Linked DNA regions of Homo sapiens: region 1 is linked to region 2. The links are chromatin loops, found by intact Hi-C in ENCODE. Cell type or tissue: MCF 10A. All regions are shown on one strand.

What was found. Hi-C counts contacts between places; a loop is a spot of excess contacts. Peaks named below come from ENCODE experiments on the same cell type or tissue, not always from the same donor. Only the 100,000 strongest peaks of a DNase experiment are listed, where the experiment ranks them.
Region 1: a loop joins it to region 2, with 5 times the contacts of the local background. A loop is called at or near these places in 3 of 110 quality-filtered maps.

Annotation. Positions count from the first base shown.
Region 1 is chr3:190,529,484-190,537,483 of GRCh38, reverse strand. The region is part of intron 1 of IL1RAP (interleukin 1 receptor accessory protein); the gene reads right to left. Among named protein-coding and RNA genes, the nearest start is that of IL1RAP, 19 kb to the right of the region's middle. In MCF 10A, no CTCF peak of the experiment used is centred here; DNase peaks (open chromatin) are centred at 153, 2,283, 2,863 and 3,713.
Region 2 is chr3:190,693,896-190,701,895 of GRCh38, reverse strand. LINC02013 (long intergenic non-protein coding RNA 2013) reads left to right here and starts at 2,582. Exons shown (of 2, transcript NR_183762.1): 1 at 2,582-3,345; 2 at 3,746-3,951. In MCF 10A, CTCF peaks have their summits at 699 (motif pointing left) and 4,482 (motif pointing right); DNase peaks (open chromatin) are centred at 665 and 3,755.

The DNA of each region.
Region 1 (8,000 bases), 160 kb after region 2:
ACAAATCATTCGTATTTACTGTCAAAAGCTGCTAATTTCCCAAAATGTTTCATAATGTAATATCTTGACAAAGGAAACCAGATGAGGCTATAAGAGTGCATAGGTTTTCGTACAGCTGCCTGCATGTAAAGGAATAGATCTGAGTCAATGCTGTGTGGCAAGAAACAGAGAGGACTCATGGGATGCCTAGGAAACTCAAGCAGGTTGCCAAACTCTAATGGGCAAGTTCACTGCCTCCCTGCCAACATTATTAATAATAAAAAAAAAGAAGAGAAAATGTATCTAAAGTAAAGCATCTAATAAATTCTCTATCACTTCTTGTTTCTGTTTCTGTCCAAATCAGCAAAATCTTTAAATATCACATTATCGCTCTTTGAGATAGGCTACGAGTCTCACTTAGTAAGAGGTTCCAAGTTAATTTTTTAAATAAGTAAATGTCTAAAAGTTAAAAAAAATATCTATATTAGGTAGGAAGTGTAAACACTGTGGCCCCTTCTCCTCTCCCTTTGGCATTCATCCAGTCTCTCTCTTAATATAACCATATATAACTACTAGACTCAGACTCTTTCATTTTTTCACATATAACTGTTTTTCTTTTTACAAAAATTGAATCATATGTGTATATAAAAGATGCTTATTTTATTTAGTAATGTGTCTTTCACATTTTTTCCAGATTAGCTTATGTAATTACATTTCTTTTTGTCTGTTTGTTTTTTAAATTATACTTTATTAGGCAAAGCATAGACCATGGTTGTCACCCTAATTCACACTTATGTAGCATTATGATCTATTATACATCATTTTTAATGGCTAAATATGATTACATTGTCTAGCTTATGATAGTGTATTTAACCATGTCCCTATGGATGGCATTTTGATTATTTGCAAAAAACTGTCATTTTCAACCACCTTTAGGCTTACGGTAATTTTCTTCAGGATTACTTAAAAATCATTAGGGTCCCTAGCATCTACCCAGAAGATCACAGTAAAAATACAAAACGAATCTATTGGCCAGTGAAAACATCCAAAGAAGAGAAAAGTGAGACCCACAGAATCAGAGGCATGCAGTCATACCTCAACAGCTGGTAACTCAATTACTAGACAGTGTCAATTATCAAGTAAATACCAGTAGCCAACAGCTAGACAAACCAGAGCTGCAAACGGTAACTAAGATGCATCAACTTAAAAAAAAATTAAAAAAAGAATCAACTTTATTTATAGTACAGATCTTCAGATAACAACTTGGTTATCTGAGTCCTTATGCCTAGGCAGAGAAGAAGTCACAAACTTGCATGAAGGACAAATGGCTTTTATAAGGAGGCATGTTGATGGCAGGTGTGAAAGTTGAGCTACTAACACCCAACAAGAAAAGAAACCCAACAAGCAAAAACTGGTAATATGGGGGTCTGGGGCCATTTCACGTTAGAGTCTTACGTATTTCAATAGGTTCTGGGAACATCATTATGCACAGTGAAAAATAATTCATGTTCAAAATCACAGCCCTGAATTGTTCATGAAAGTATAATTTCTCAGGATCTTTGCTATATGATAGCAGTGTAGCATGGAATACACCTGAGAAAGACAACCTATCAAAACAGTTAAAACACGATCCTTGACCATAGGAGACCTGAGGAAGACTGGGCCAAACACAGCACTTAATAGACAGAAAAACAAAAGGACAAAGGTAGCATGATTGATCCAACGTCAGTGGGTTTTTGGAAATAATCTGAGCTATTAAGCCAGGATACATGAATCTTATGCCACCGTGTTTGTGGCTGTTCCACAATTACAAAATTGGTCATTACAAACTGTAACTTGAGCTAGAAGACACTCATTGTTCAGCATTCTCAGAGAACTGAAGATTTACCTTAAGAAATATTGTGATCAGAAATGTGAATGTAAGTGGCCCTGGTGGGGAGCTGAGAGTGAGTTATAAGTCGTAGTTAATTGCTGTTGTTTGGAGGAGGTAGATCTTCTAAAACCCGAGAGAAAAAAAATAGCACTAATTGTTGGCCAGGAATAGAGCTGTACAAAGAACTTATGTTTAACACGTGGATAATAGGGAAACTAAGTCACACACATATGCAAAACTAGCAAATCTCCTTGCTTCTGTTTGGCTGACCACTAAACTCTATTGTTTTGAATCAACTAACTTTCAAAACATAGCTTGATGGTTTCTGTAAGCGTTCATCACTGCTAAATAAACTGAATAGGCAGTGTACTTGAAAGCACATTGCACAAGCAGGCAGGAGACTTGAGTTCAAGTTTCAGTGTACCTCCAGAACAAAGGCCGCAGGGTTGATATGTCAAATGAGTAAACTGAATGTGATAGCATCTTTAAGCTTCCTCAGGACTACTATTCATGTTTCTAGTCAGCTCTTAGCAAATAGAACTTAGGCAAATACAGGAAATCCATATACCCTGCAATACACAGTACAGACTAAGATTCCTATATTTGGGACCTTTGTTGCTACCAAGGCTCTCTGAGACATATTTTAAACAGAGGACTCTCATTTTCCTAAGCCCCACACTTCACTTTGCTGGTTTTCTTTTTTTTTTTTTTTTTTTTTAATTCTCTTACACTTTATCTTCTTATCCGGATGACATCTAGAAAATTAGACAGGACCTCAGAAGTCACTAATGTTATTTGGAACACTATTTGGGAAGTAAAGGCCCAGGGAGGAGAGGTGACTTTCATGAGGTCAATAACTCACTAGTGGAAATGTGAGAAGATGGCTTTTGATTCCCAGTTCAGGCCTGTCTACCAACTCTGAAAACTATTAAGAAATATAACTGCCCCCTAAAAATAACATACCATTTGTATCCAGGAAAAAGAGTCATGTCTGAACAGGCAATGGTCCTATATCAAAAGAAGACAGCTACTCGGGCCCAGAAGCAATGATCAGGCTGCAAAAGGAGCTGAAGTTGCTGTTCTTTTCCCACGACTTTGTGAAGATTTATGGTGTACATGGGAAATCTCGGCCCAAGGTCCTATAGGCAGCACTGGATCGGATCTCTAAGGAGTCCCTACAGCTATGAAGTTCTTAACATCTTTATTTCCTGGGAAGAGCTGGACTGACCTGACTTAAAATATCTGGTGAGTTTCTGAAGCTTTTCTACAAGGAATGAAACTTCCTAGTTTGAAATATCCAAACATGATAGATTTGAGCAAAGCATACCGAGCTGTAACATTACATTAAAAAAAAAAAATGAAGTGGGCTGGAGATTATGGAAGTCTCTGTAAATCCTGAGGGGAAAGATCATCTTATTTAAATACTGTCCATTCTTAGTTGCAGCACCGATCGGTAGGACCCACTGCCAGTTTTTGTATCTTTCTTTTTATTCTTTCAAATCAAAGCTGTTAATCAGCTGCTGGAGACTTCCTAGCATTGCAACACTCTTTCCTTCAAGAACCAGAGAACTGTCTCAATCCTGACATTAAATCAAAGGATTATCATATTTGACTAGCAGAGCTTTCAGATGAGTAGTAAGCCAATTAAAAGAAAAGAAAAAATAGAAGAAAAAAAAAAAGGAGTTTTTCACTCCTGACCTCCTGGCCTGCAAGCAGCTTTCCTTTGAAACGGCAAGAAGAAACGGCTCTCAAAGATACTTTCTCATATGCTGCCAACCGCAAAGGGAGTATTTTTCAGGGGATGCTTGTCTGGCCTGACTCGGACTTGTTTCAGGGTGTGTCATCATTCCTGTAAGAGGTTTGGCCTGGGCAAGACTGCATTCATTAGGAATTATTTCAAAAATCCAGAGCTGGCAGCCAGTGGGAGGTTTTTCTACACGGATGTGCACCTCCCACGTGCTCTGGTCACAGACACGACTGGGCTGGTAAGAGGGCCTGACGGAACCGTGCCAGGCCCAGACACAAGTCTTCCATTCTGACACGGAGTGCTGCCAAGTGGGAAGGAACCACATCCTTCCTCATCCTAAGTCCCCTTCTTAAATCGAGTAGTTGTTCAGACAGGGGAAGCACAGGGGGGAGGGAGGAGGAGACATCACTAGTTGGTGTTAATTATAACAAGGGGAAACCTTTATTCCCAATATAAAGTTTCTAAGTGAATTCAAGACAGAATCTCAAGGCCGGAAAGGCCTTTAAATGTCATTTTGATTCAAACTCCTTTTTCCAATATTCAAATCTCCCTGTGACATCCTTGCCAACTAGATGTCTAGGCCCTCTTTTAATATCTCTAGTGATGGTGAACTCATTACTAATGTAGTTTTCATATGGCCCTAATTGTAATAAATGTCTCTTTATGTTGAGCTGGACCCAAATCCCTTGTCATGTCAACCTACTTATCCTGGATGAAGTCTTTCGAGCCATGTTGGGCCTACGGTTCCCTCTTTCACAGACACCTATGGGCATTCAATACAGCAGTTCCAGTATTTCAAAGCAGCATTTCCATAACGTCATGGAACTTACTTTCAAAACTAGGAGACTAGGGGTTTTTGAAAGTATTTGTTCCCTTACTCCCCTCTCCAACCCTCAAAGTGAGAAAAACATACTGAGGAAATGAGAATGTCATTAAAACAGAAGGAACTATCATCAATTGATTAAGGCATCTCCCATGCTGCCTGAGCCGAAAAAGGAAATTGAAAAAGGAGAAAAGGAAGCAAGAAGAGGCCAGAAACGCAAATGGGCTGGCTCAGTCCAAGCTGAGCTTCTAGGGAACTGTCAGACACATCAGAGTACTAACTAAACGCCTGTTATAAGATGTTCAGCTGTACGTGCAAGCAAACTGGATAGGGGCCATGGGATGCACGGCACGCCTCAGCACAGGGAGGCAAAGCACGGGGTTTCATCATGAGCTTTACAGCCATATAGACCTGGGTTCAGGTCCTTCTCCACAGCTGTACAAGCTACTTAACCACATTGACTCTCAATTTCCTTATTGGTGGACAGGGTCAGTAAAGCACCTCACATGGAATTAGACAAGATGATTATCCCAGCACTTTGGGAGGCCGAGGCGGGCAGATCACGAGGTCAGGAGATCGAGAACATCCTGGCTAACACGGTGAAACCCCGTCTCTACTAAAAATACAAAAAATTAGCAGGGCGTGGTGGCGGGCACCTGTAGTCCCAGCTACTCGGGAGGCTGAGGCAGGAGAATGGCGTGAACCCAGGAGGCGAAGCTTGCAGTGAGCCGAGATGGTGCCACTGCACTCCAGCCTGGGCGACAGAGCAAGGCTCCATCTCAAAAAAAAAAAAAAAAAAAGAAAGATGATTATATGAGGTAATTTTGTAAAGCACCTGGCACACAGTAAGCACTTCAACTTGTTAGCTATTATCCTTTTTTCCCCTCATTACTAGAAGACTTGCCTTTGACTCTCTCAAACTAGAGCAATTAGGCCAAAACTCATGTGTGAGAACCAAGACAAGAGAAGCAGCATGATACCAGAAAGTGCACTATGCCAGAACTAGAAAGCCAGTTACAGGTAGGTTTGGCTGACTTTATAAACACAACATATTCCTCTGAGGCCTTTCTGCAAAGCCAGAGGTTTAGCCTCTTTGGCCCCAGCAATCTAGTATTCTTTGAGAACGATTACACGTATTCCATTTAATGGCTGCTGCGAAAGCTTGATTTCTATATGCCTCCTCCTGTTCCCCTAAGTCCATGTCTCAATATCATTAACTACAAAAACCCTAGATTCCCCACAGCAAGAAGCTGGGGTAGTCACCCGATTTCATGTGCCCTAGGGATCTCTTTAGGGGTGCAAAACCCTGCAAGGGTGCATTGAATGGAGGATATATTACGGTTTCTTAATTCACTTGCTGCTGGCTGTTGAAGTCTTAGGTGATACAGCACTGACTGTAAGTGTGTGTTTTACATAAGTCAAGACAAGTGAGTAAGTTCAGCTGTGTCTTGACAAGTAGGAAGCCAAGAGATATGGTTGGTTTTTAAACATTCAGGAGTATGTGCCGGGAAGTGCTGACAGGGAAGACTTATGGAATGCCCTAATTCAAAGATGTGTAGATTTCCTGAGGGTGTTAAGGTATCCACTCAGGTATGCTTTTGTAAAGAACCCTTTCCTCTTTACCCTGTGTTTGGTGTCCTGTGCTTTGAGGAAAGGCAGTAAAAATACTTCAGGAAAGTGAGGAAACAGAACAGCTGAAATTGTAACACCTGGGTTACAAAAAGCCTGTTCTTTGGGTGGAAAGAGATCTTTAAAGTGAGAATGTCCAAGAACTATGGGTGGATTTTTTTTAATTATTATTATTATTGTTACAGACAGGTTCTTGCTCTGTTGCTCAGGCTAGAGTACGGTGGCACAGTCCAGACTCACTGTAACCTCAAACTTCCAGGCTCAAGGGACCCTCCCACCTCAGTTCCCCAAAGTGCTAAGATCGCAGGTGTGAGCAACAGGGCCCAGCGATGAATGGATTTAGAACAAGGACACAGCATGAACAAAGATATGTCCCAAGATTATCAGGCAGTGGTGCATAGAGCGAAATGGAAAGTTGAGCAATAGAATGGTGCCCTTTGAATATATAGAACACCAATGAGCTCTTGAATCATCGGGGCTAAGTGGCCACTTGATGGTCATCACAACCTCTGAGCTTCAGTTTTTTCACTTGTAATAATTCAGATAAAACTGACCTTGCAGAGCTGTTATCAAATCAAATGAGATAATGAACATGTAAGTGGTCTGTAACTTGTTGGGCACTTGGATACACATAAGAGAATACTGTTGTTACCACTCAGTAAAGCCCCAAAGTCTTAATTTACTACGTAATAAGTATTTGTTTTTATAGGATCTCTCCTCTCAAAATGATACTGACATGATTGCATAAGCCAATTTCATTTAAGCCGATGTTCTAATTGTGTATACACTTCTCCTTGTTCTTCACCTACTAGAAGCAAACTTATCAGGGAGTTTTTAAGAAGAGTTATCTAGGCATACCATAAGGGCATCGGAGTTGACAATAGCAGCCATAGGTGAAATCACTTTGGCTTGTAATGTACACTAGCATTTTTAATTCCCAGAATGGTCCAGAACATCTTATGATGACTCTGGGTCACCTCCTTTAGTGAGAACAGAAGAAAGTTCTGGGAATGCAAATTTTCCACCTTGATTATTATAATAGAATCCTCATTAATTGCCCCACTTATTCCCTCTCTAAGCCAGATCTAAAATACAGATCTGATAATGCCCCTCCCTTACTCGAGAATATTCATTGTGTCTCCATGTCTTATAGGATTAAGTATGAATTTCTTAACAGAGCATTTAAGGTCCCCAAAAAATAGTGCCTCCTTGCATTCAATGATGATGTATTCACATATTATCTCCCGGTCAGACTGGGCTCTCTCCAGGGCAGGTTCCTGTTTCCCTCCTTCACTTTATGTTTTCATTATCTTCCCTTTCTCTAAGATAAAAGTCACTTCTGTTTCCTAACTGTGCAAAAATAGTTAAACTGGAATGATGTTTCCTAGAATTCCTTACTCTTTATGGTTCCAAGTTAGGGCTGCCCATAGAGAACTTTATTCAGAGGGTCTGTCTAGGCCTCTAGGTAGTACTGCAACTCACATACGTTGTTGCTGATCACTGGCTCACCTCCTAGATGGGGCAGCAGCCAGGCCCACTGCTCTTTCTTTTTCTTTTCTTTTTTTTTTTTTTTTTGAGTCAGAGTCTCGCTCTGTTGCCCACTCTGGAGTGCAGTGGCGCTGTGATCTTCGGCTCACTGCAACCTCCGCCTCCCGGATTCAAGCAATTCTCCTGCCTCAGCCTCCCGAGTAGCTGGGATTACAGGTGACTGCCACCACGCCCGGCTAAATTTTTTTTTTTTTTTTTCTTTTGAGACAGTCTAGCTCTGTCGCCAGGCTGGAGTGCAGTGGCGCGATCTCGGCTCACTGCAACCTCCGCCTCCCGGGTTCAAGTGATTCTCCTGCCTCAGCCTCCCAAGGAGCTGGGAGTACAGGCGTGCGTCACCACACCCAGCTAATTTTTGTATTTTTAGTAGAGATGGGGTTTCACCATGTTGGCCAGATGGTCTT
Region 2 (8,000 bases):
TTTGAATATTCCAAGGCATAAGAAGAGAAGGTAGAATGGAAATGTAACATGGTGCTGGGCTTTCACATGGGCGCCGTTTCAACGTGATCAGAGGAAGCATCACTGGCCCCCCGAGTAGAGGTGGTGAATAAGCTAAATGACTGCCCGATTGAGTGGCATATCAGTCTAGTGAATCAAGCCTCAAGTACCTTATTGATGTGTCACACTATAAATCAACTTAATAAGAAATTTGCAGGTATGTTCAAATGTTAAAGTAACATTTTGCTTTCCTAGAGGACCTTTTCCCATTTTGAAGAGACCTGCTTATGCCATCTTTTCATGGAGATCAGCCATCTTCATTGACAGGTTCAAATTTTCAGAAACTCAATTTAGACCAAACTGTTAGAGAACATACTGATCAAATGATATGAGGCCCATGCAACCATAAAGCTGTAAATAAATGACAACATCAATGTTAACAGTGAGAAGGGAAAATAAAACCTAGGGCAAACACCCACCATATTTCAACAACTCTTTCTTAGACCTCAGTCTAAGTGCCAGCAAAATCTTGCTCTGAGACACGTAGTTGTAGTTTTTCATGTTTGCCCTATTGTTGTCTGACGCTATTGCCACATCTGACCTTTATACCTTAACTTTCCCTGTTAAGGACTTGCTATAAACCTCCCTCACTGCTGGCTGGCAATGCCCTCCAGTGGCCATTGTTGAAAAAGAGCCTGAAAAGAAGGTCCCAATTCTAGAACGGACTACGAGAACATGAAGAGCTAACTCACACTGATAAGCTGTTGTAGTGTGTTTTAGCATTCATTAGTTTTCCTATCTTTTTTCTTTTTTCTTTATTTTTTCTGACAACCCATCTTTCTTGATAGTCTTTCCAAATGTTCTTTCTTTCTTGACTTACTTCTAAACACATAAATCTGCATCCTATATCAATGCCAACTTGACATGGATGTCTATGTTTAGAAGGAATTTATGGCATAAAGGGCAAGCAAGTGCAGACGGTGTGGGTGCTATTTCAAGCTTTCATGGATCCTGGAACAAAGCAGATTATTTGAAGAAGGTTTTAATCCTGGAAAATAAATGCAAAAACAGCATTCACAACATTCTTTTCCTAAAATATGTTGCCTAGTGACCAAATTGAATCAATTGTCAATTGATCCAGTAGGAATCTCAATGGATGGTCTGTTTGACAAGGCTTTGTGAGGAAAAATAAGGATGAGCTTGTGAGGCTCTGTCTACCCAGGGGAAAGAAGTGTGTGGCAAGAAGAAATTCTAGAGAAGGAGTGGAACGGAAGACAGGAAAAAGCTATGTCTGAAAAATAAGACAGGAATAGAAAGTTTCAACTTAATTTTTTAAAAAAATTCATGTAAGATATTGAAGAATATTGAAAACATACAGCAATAATAAAAGAAATATTTTTATTTCCAGCCTTTATTATAATTAAAGTGCTTATTTTGAAGACAGCCATCCGACGGGGAAGCAAATATTAGTATCATCATCTTCAGACATTTGAGAAAATTGATTCAAATAAAGTTAAGGAATTTGACCAACGTAACAGATGATCTGGGTCCAAAATTCATTCTCTTATGAAAGAACATTATGAAAAAAGAAAATTAAAATGTAGGAAGGAAAATACTGAAGTTTGGAAATAAAGTAAAGACGTTCATTTAAACATTAATGTGCCCATATGTATTAGCTCAAGGTACCATAACAAAACACCACAGACTGGGTGGCTTAATATGAACTTTATTTTCTCACTGTTCTGAAGGGTGGACATCCCAGTCAAGACTCCAGCTGATTCTGTTCCTGGTAAGGGAACTCTTCCTAGCTTGTGGCTAGCAGACTTCTTGCTGTGTTCTCACGAGGCCTTTTCCCTTTGTCAGAACTAAGAAAAAGAGACAGCCCTGGTGTCTCTTCCTCTTTTTCTAAGGACACCAGTTCTATCAGATTAGGGCCCCACCCTTGTGACCTCACTCAATCTTAATTACCTCTGTAAAGGACCTGTCTCCAAATACAGTCACATTGGCAGTCAAGGCTTTCATTTATGAATTTTGAGGAACACAGTTCAGGTTATAGTACCATATTTTACCCTAGCTAAATGAAGTAAGAAGCTAAACGTGATACCAGAAATACTCTTTAATGCAATTTGTATAATACAATTAAATTTCATTCAACAGAGGGGACATAATCAAAAACAAATTCACCACTCATGGAAGAACAAATCAGACATCTAAGAAGACTATTAGCAAAAGATGGCCAATCCTTAGCTCAAAGCTTCAGAAACTAGGCTTCTGGAAGCAGTCTTCTAACATGACACCAGAAAGACCCTAAGGGCTAAACTACAACAACCTGAATAGAGTATCTTGATCTCATCTTTCTCAAATGTGAATTCTTCATTTCCACCCCAATATCATCCCTTTGTAGTGAAAGTTTTCATCATTTGTTTTTATCCAAAACAGACAGTAAGACAAATATTCAAGTTTTCCCAAGAAATGCTGGTAGGGGAGTAGGGAGGAAGTGGAGAAGTAAAATAGGAAATGGAAGAATTCTAGCGCAGGGGGCATTATGAAGTCATGTACCACTATTGGTAACTGGAGCTAAATCTTTCTGGGGAACCCTAGAACTCTAGTGGGACAGAGTTTATGGGTATATTATCGAGTGAGAGGAAAGTGAAATATTGATCTGTCATCTTCCTTTATGTTATTTGTTGAGGGTTGTTTCTGGGGCAATAACTATTGCACTTCTAGTTTTCCTTGAGTGTAGACCCAATATGCTCCTACAGTCAGAAAAACACAAATCCACAGGCAAATAGCTGCATGTGTTCACAGTAAGACTTAAAACAAGACCGTATTTTCCAAATTATTGTTTATCATCATGGAGATACCCAAGCTATTTCCAAGTCTTGTTGTTTCTCTATCCTCAATATCTCTAGAATACAGTCAATTTCAATATCCATAATCCTACTAGGCTAGGCATATCACCATCATTTGCCTAGACTTTTGAATATGTTTCTAGATGGTCTTCATCCTTTCAGTATGCTTTCCTCCAGTTTATTCTACACATGGAAGCTTTACTATAGTTATAAAATATAAATGTGATCATGTAATTTCCCTGCTTAAAACACTGTAGTGTTACTCCAATGTCATCTGGATAAATCCACACTTGTTATCATACTTTGGACTTCTTAGCATGGTTCAGGAGGTTTATTTCAAGTATCAACCTCTCCTACACACACACACGCACACCACCTGATGTTCCTCACAGTGAGTGTCTATCATGGCTGTAAACGTGTTCCTGCCCAAGGAAGAGGATCTCTGTAACCCCTCTCATACTTCCTATTGCCCAGGGTAAGTACCTCAAAAGAGAACCGAAATGCAGGCATATGATTCCCCTAGATGACCTTACCTAGAATAATAATATAAGCTATCTCAATACACCAATACCTTTATATATAGTATTGTTTCTTGTGATGTTGGTAGCCAGTTCCTAACTTTCTTTGCTGAACCCTGGCCAAAACATGATTTTCCAATCCATTATTTTTTCAAATCTGAGAGGAGTTTCTGCAGAATCTTCCCAGACAAGCTTCTGTTGGTGAAGGGTTACATTTTGAGGGCAGCCTCTGATTTGGAAATATATTTAAAACTAGGTTACAGGAAAACAAAACAAAACTAGTTGGAATTGAGAAGGTTGTGGGTGAGTCACACCTCAAAAAAAAAATAACAATCTCTGCTTCTCATTTCTGGCTAGACACTGGACCTGCAATGCCTCCTATGAGACTACATACAGTGGGCGTGTTATGGATGGCTGAAGCACAGCACGGTACTGTTGTAACAAGAAACAGCCTCTTCTGTAAGGGACAAATTGCCGAGAGTGCAGCTTTTGGTTTGAGTAAAACAGAAAAGGAGAAAATTGACCCACATGTGCCAATAAAAAAGAACATCATTTAAATAAAAGACCCGTATTAACCATTTAAAAATGTCAGGAATTAGAGAGTAGGGGAGCACACATTCCCCTTTATGAACTCTGAAAAAAATCATATTGCACATAAATCAGCCCCTGGTTATTTCTAAAAATTAATTTCCTTCCTTCCTTCCTTCCTTCCTTCCTTCCTTCTGTTCTTTTCTTTCCTTCCTTCCTTTTATCTTCTCTTTCTTTCTTTCTTTCATGTTTCAGACATACTTATTCCTACAGGGGCAGAAGCTCCTCATGTACCAAAAAATTGTTGATATTCACTGCAAGAATGTCTTAAAAATTATTTTTAAACTATAATTTCTAATATAGTTTTCTGCTGTACTGAATGCCTGAGATGTCTCCATTCTTATGCTATAAGTATACAGTTGCAAAAGAATTGCAATTCAATTTTCAATTTCAGAAAATTTTTATTTAAGACATGCAAAGAGATCCACAGTGATTTTTTTTTTGTTTGTCTTTGTTTCTGTTTTTGTTTTTGTTTTGGAAGAAACTGCATAAGAATTATTATGTTGCAGGCATCCACCACGAGGTGGAGCAAGATAAAATTCTTTTCAAGCTCTTTTCCACACACAGCCTGCATCAAAAAGAAATAGGGTCAAAAACACACATTTTTCCTTTCCTGAATTATTATTATTTTTTCTTTCTAGCTGTTCCCTGGTAATTCTAGTACATTCAGCTCAGTAAAGGTGGTAGCTGTTAGATTTCAGGTACTGCAATTTTCTGTTTTCTTCGTATCCTCCTGCAATTCTGGCATGCTTTAGTTTGAGGCTGTGCAGGTCAGAAATTAACCTAAGGTTTTCTTCCGTGTTATGGTTAAAAAAAAAAAAAAAACCGCACTCTTAGGAGAAGTACACTTTGTCAAAGATTTTAGTGTAAATACTTTCTGCCAGAGAGCTAGAGAAGTCCCAGCTCATGTACTGGTCATGCAAGTTAGTTGTTGAGACTGGGTCACTAGGGAAAAACCGGCAGGATTTTCTAATTCAGCGTAGTATCCACGACCAGGGAGCCAGAGGTGAAGGCTCAACCAAGTCCAGGGAAAACTCAGGGGCTAAAAGTACTTGATATCTCATACATTTCCACACCAGAGATCTGAAGCAGGCCATATGCAGGGTTTCAGTTGCCAAAACTGGAGAATTAGGGGAGTAGGTAGAGCATTACGCGAAGAGGAGCCTAGGAGGCTGGGAACTCTGCCACAAGATTGATTCTACCATCGATTGTAAGCTTGAGCAGCTAAAGACATAGGGTCACACGGGCATTATCAGTCTCAGATTCACGAATGCCAAAATTTGAAGTGTTTTAAAAGCTATATAATAGAGTTGTTTTAAACCAGGTTACGAGATTATGGCTTCACAGAGTTTACCCAGAGAAGTGAGGGTAGCAGAAAGAGGGCTGAGTAAGGCAGGCTCTGGCACTTCCTCCGATTCAACTAAGGTAATTTGCTTTTCTTACTATGTTTCCATGAAAGAGTTCTCTTGAGAAAAATGTATTATTATATGTGCTTAATTATATTTATTTTATTATATATATAATTATATGTATGTTTTTGTGTAATTTCAAAGAAGAAAGATAATACTGGGATGTACGAATACAGGAAGGTACCACGCTTTGACGTTCAGTATGCTAGCTGGTGAAACTACTCTCCTCAGAAGGAAATTGACTCTCCAAAAAGCGTATGATGAAACACTGGCAGTGAAATAGATTCTGATGACTCCTGAAAGCAAACCTTACCTCCCCAGGTACACAGAATAAAAAAGAACATAGAATGAAAGAGATAATGGCCCCAAAGCCAAATATTGACCCACTTGTTACCCAAGGATAGCCTGATCATCTCCAACTTACATGTTAGAGTGCTTCAGAGTTTAAAAGGATTTTACATCTGCTATGGTATTAGAAACCCGTAACTCTTCACTGGTTCTTATTTACCTTACTGTGTCTTTGGTTATCATGTTTATTGGGTATGTCCTATCACCCTCACAAGTTTGTATGTCTCATTTACATTTATGTATTTTTCTGCTTACTCCTAGCATAGTTCCTGGTTCATAGTAGATCCCATGAACTTTTGTAGAATAAGATTATATACACACATTTTTTTGTACCTACTATATGCCTGTACATACACACACAAAAAATGTGTATATAATTGGTTTGGGTGAAGCATTATAATGTGAGGCAAAACTTGTCCTTTAGCCTTCAGCAGCAAGAGTCAATTCTTTTAATCTCCTAAAGCTGGATTAGCTAATATACCTGATCTGAATGTTTACTTGCATGTAGGCATAAGGGGTCTATTCCGGGAACAAACCAGATTCATAAGCTTCATGAGGGCAATAGCTTTGCCTGGAGCACTTCACTGACATTTACTCACAGAAGGAAACCATCCCAGCATCAGAATGGACTGAGCAAGCTGTAGGTGTTGAAAATAAAGACTCCATTTGGGAAACCCACACAGCACGCACCAACAAAAATCCCCACAGCTTGTTTTAAGCTAAATGCACAGATGTGTGTGGGGAATTCCTTAAATAACAGGGACAAGTTGTAAGTTTAGACTATGATATCACAACAAAGTGCTATGGGGGTGTGGATAGGAAAAGAAACTAAACCAGAAGCACAGGATGTTTTAAGTTGGAATTATGAGAGTAGGAGGAACTGGATACCCAACATTTAGAGACTCTCACAGTCTTTGACTTGGCATTTGAATAGATAGAAAGATAGATAAATGTGCGTGTGCACGTGTGCACACACACAACCTATATTATCTTATGTTCCTTCTTTTTCAGTCATCAGGCAAAACAAAGAAACAAAGAAACAAAAAACCCAAAACCCCAAAACCAAAACCAAGCTGAACTGATTCAGATTTTCAATGCAAAAAAAAAAAAAAAAAAGTAAGCAGCCACAAAACATATGCAATTGGAAATTAAATAATGTACAATGTACTCCTCTTCCTTCCCTTTTTTTTTCAGAGGAAAGGTTAATATATAATGCTCTGTCTGGAAATATATATATTCATCTGGGAACTAAAGGAAGGAAATAAGATCCTCACCTCTCACCATTCCTCCTCTTGGCCCCAATTACATAATTTGTAAAGCTTGTCACTGCAATCTTAGGCTTTGCCAAGTTAAGAGTTTCTGGTTCCCAGAAAAGTAAACACTTCTTCCAGAGGCCACAGTAAGGTTTATCATAAACTTGAAACTATATCTACCACCTGCTCTTTTGGCTCTTAAAACAATGCATCAGCCAGCAAAGAAAGGAATTTATGTAATAAGGACCCAATCGATTTGGATTGTCACGAGGAGTGATGTTTTCTGCTATTTAATGTAGGCAGGGATGACAGTATTTGGAACTGCCACACTCATTTCAGATCCATTGACAATAGTCAATGAACACTAGCAGCAACCACAGCTCAGAAAGAAAACTAAGAACTTAGAACTAACCAGGCAAGTGACACAGACCAGCCAACTGCTGGCTGAGGATAAGGGAGATCTAGAATAAGAAGTAGAGAAGGAAGATGATGGGTATCAATTACAGCCTCAATGCTGAATGGCGCAGCAGAGACTTGAGTATACATCAATAACTATCTTACCTTAAATCTCTTTACATCTAAGTGACTTTAAGTGGCCAATGTCTAGAAGGAGACCTGGAGACAGAGTGGACAAAAGTAAAGGCATCAGGTTCTCACAAAAATGAGACTCCATATTGGTACATGCAGTCAGATATAATAGAATAATGAGAAATCAGAGTGGTGTACTGGGTGATGTTGATAAAAAGAGTCAAACTCTGTAAAAGATGTAAAGAGGTTTATTCTGGGCCAAATATCAGTAATCAAGGCCTGAGGCACAGTTTCAAGATGTTCTGAGAACATGATGTATCCAAGGTGGTTGGGTTACAGCTTGATCCTGTACATTTTAAGGGGACAGAAATTACAAGCAGATATCAACCAATACATGTAAGGTGTACACTGGTTCAGTCCAGGAAGGTGGGAAAACTTGAAGTGGGGGCTTCCAGGTCATAGGTGTACTCAAAGATTTTCTAATTC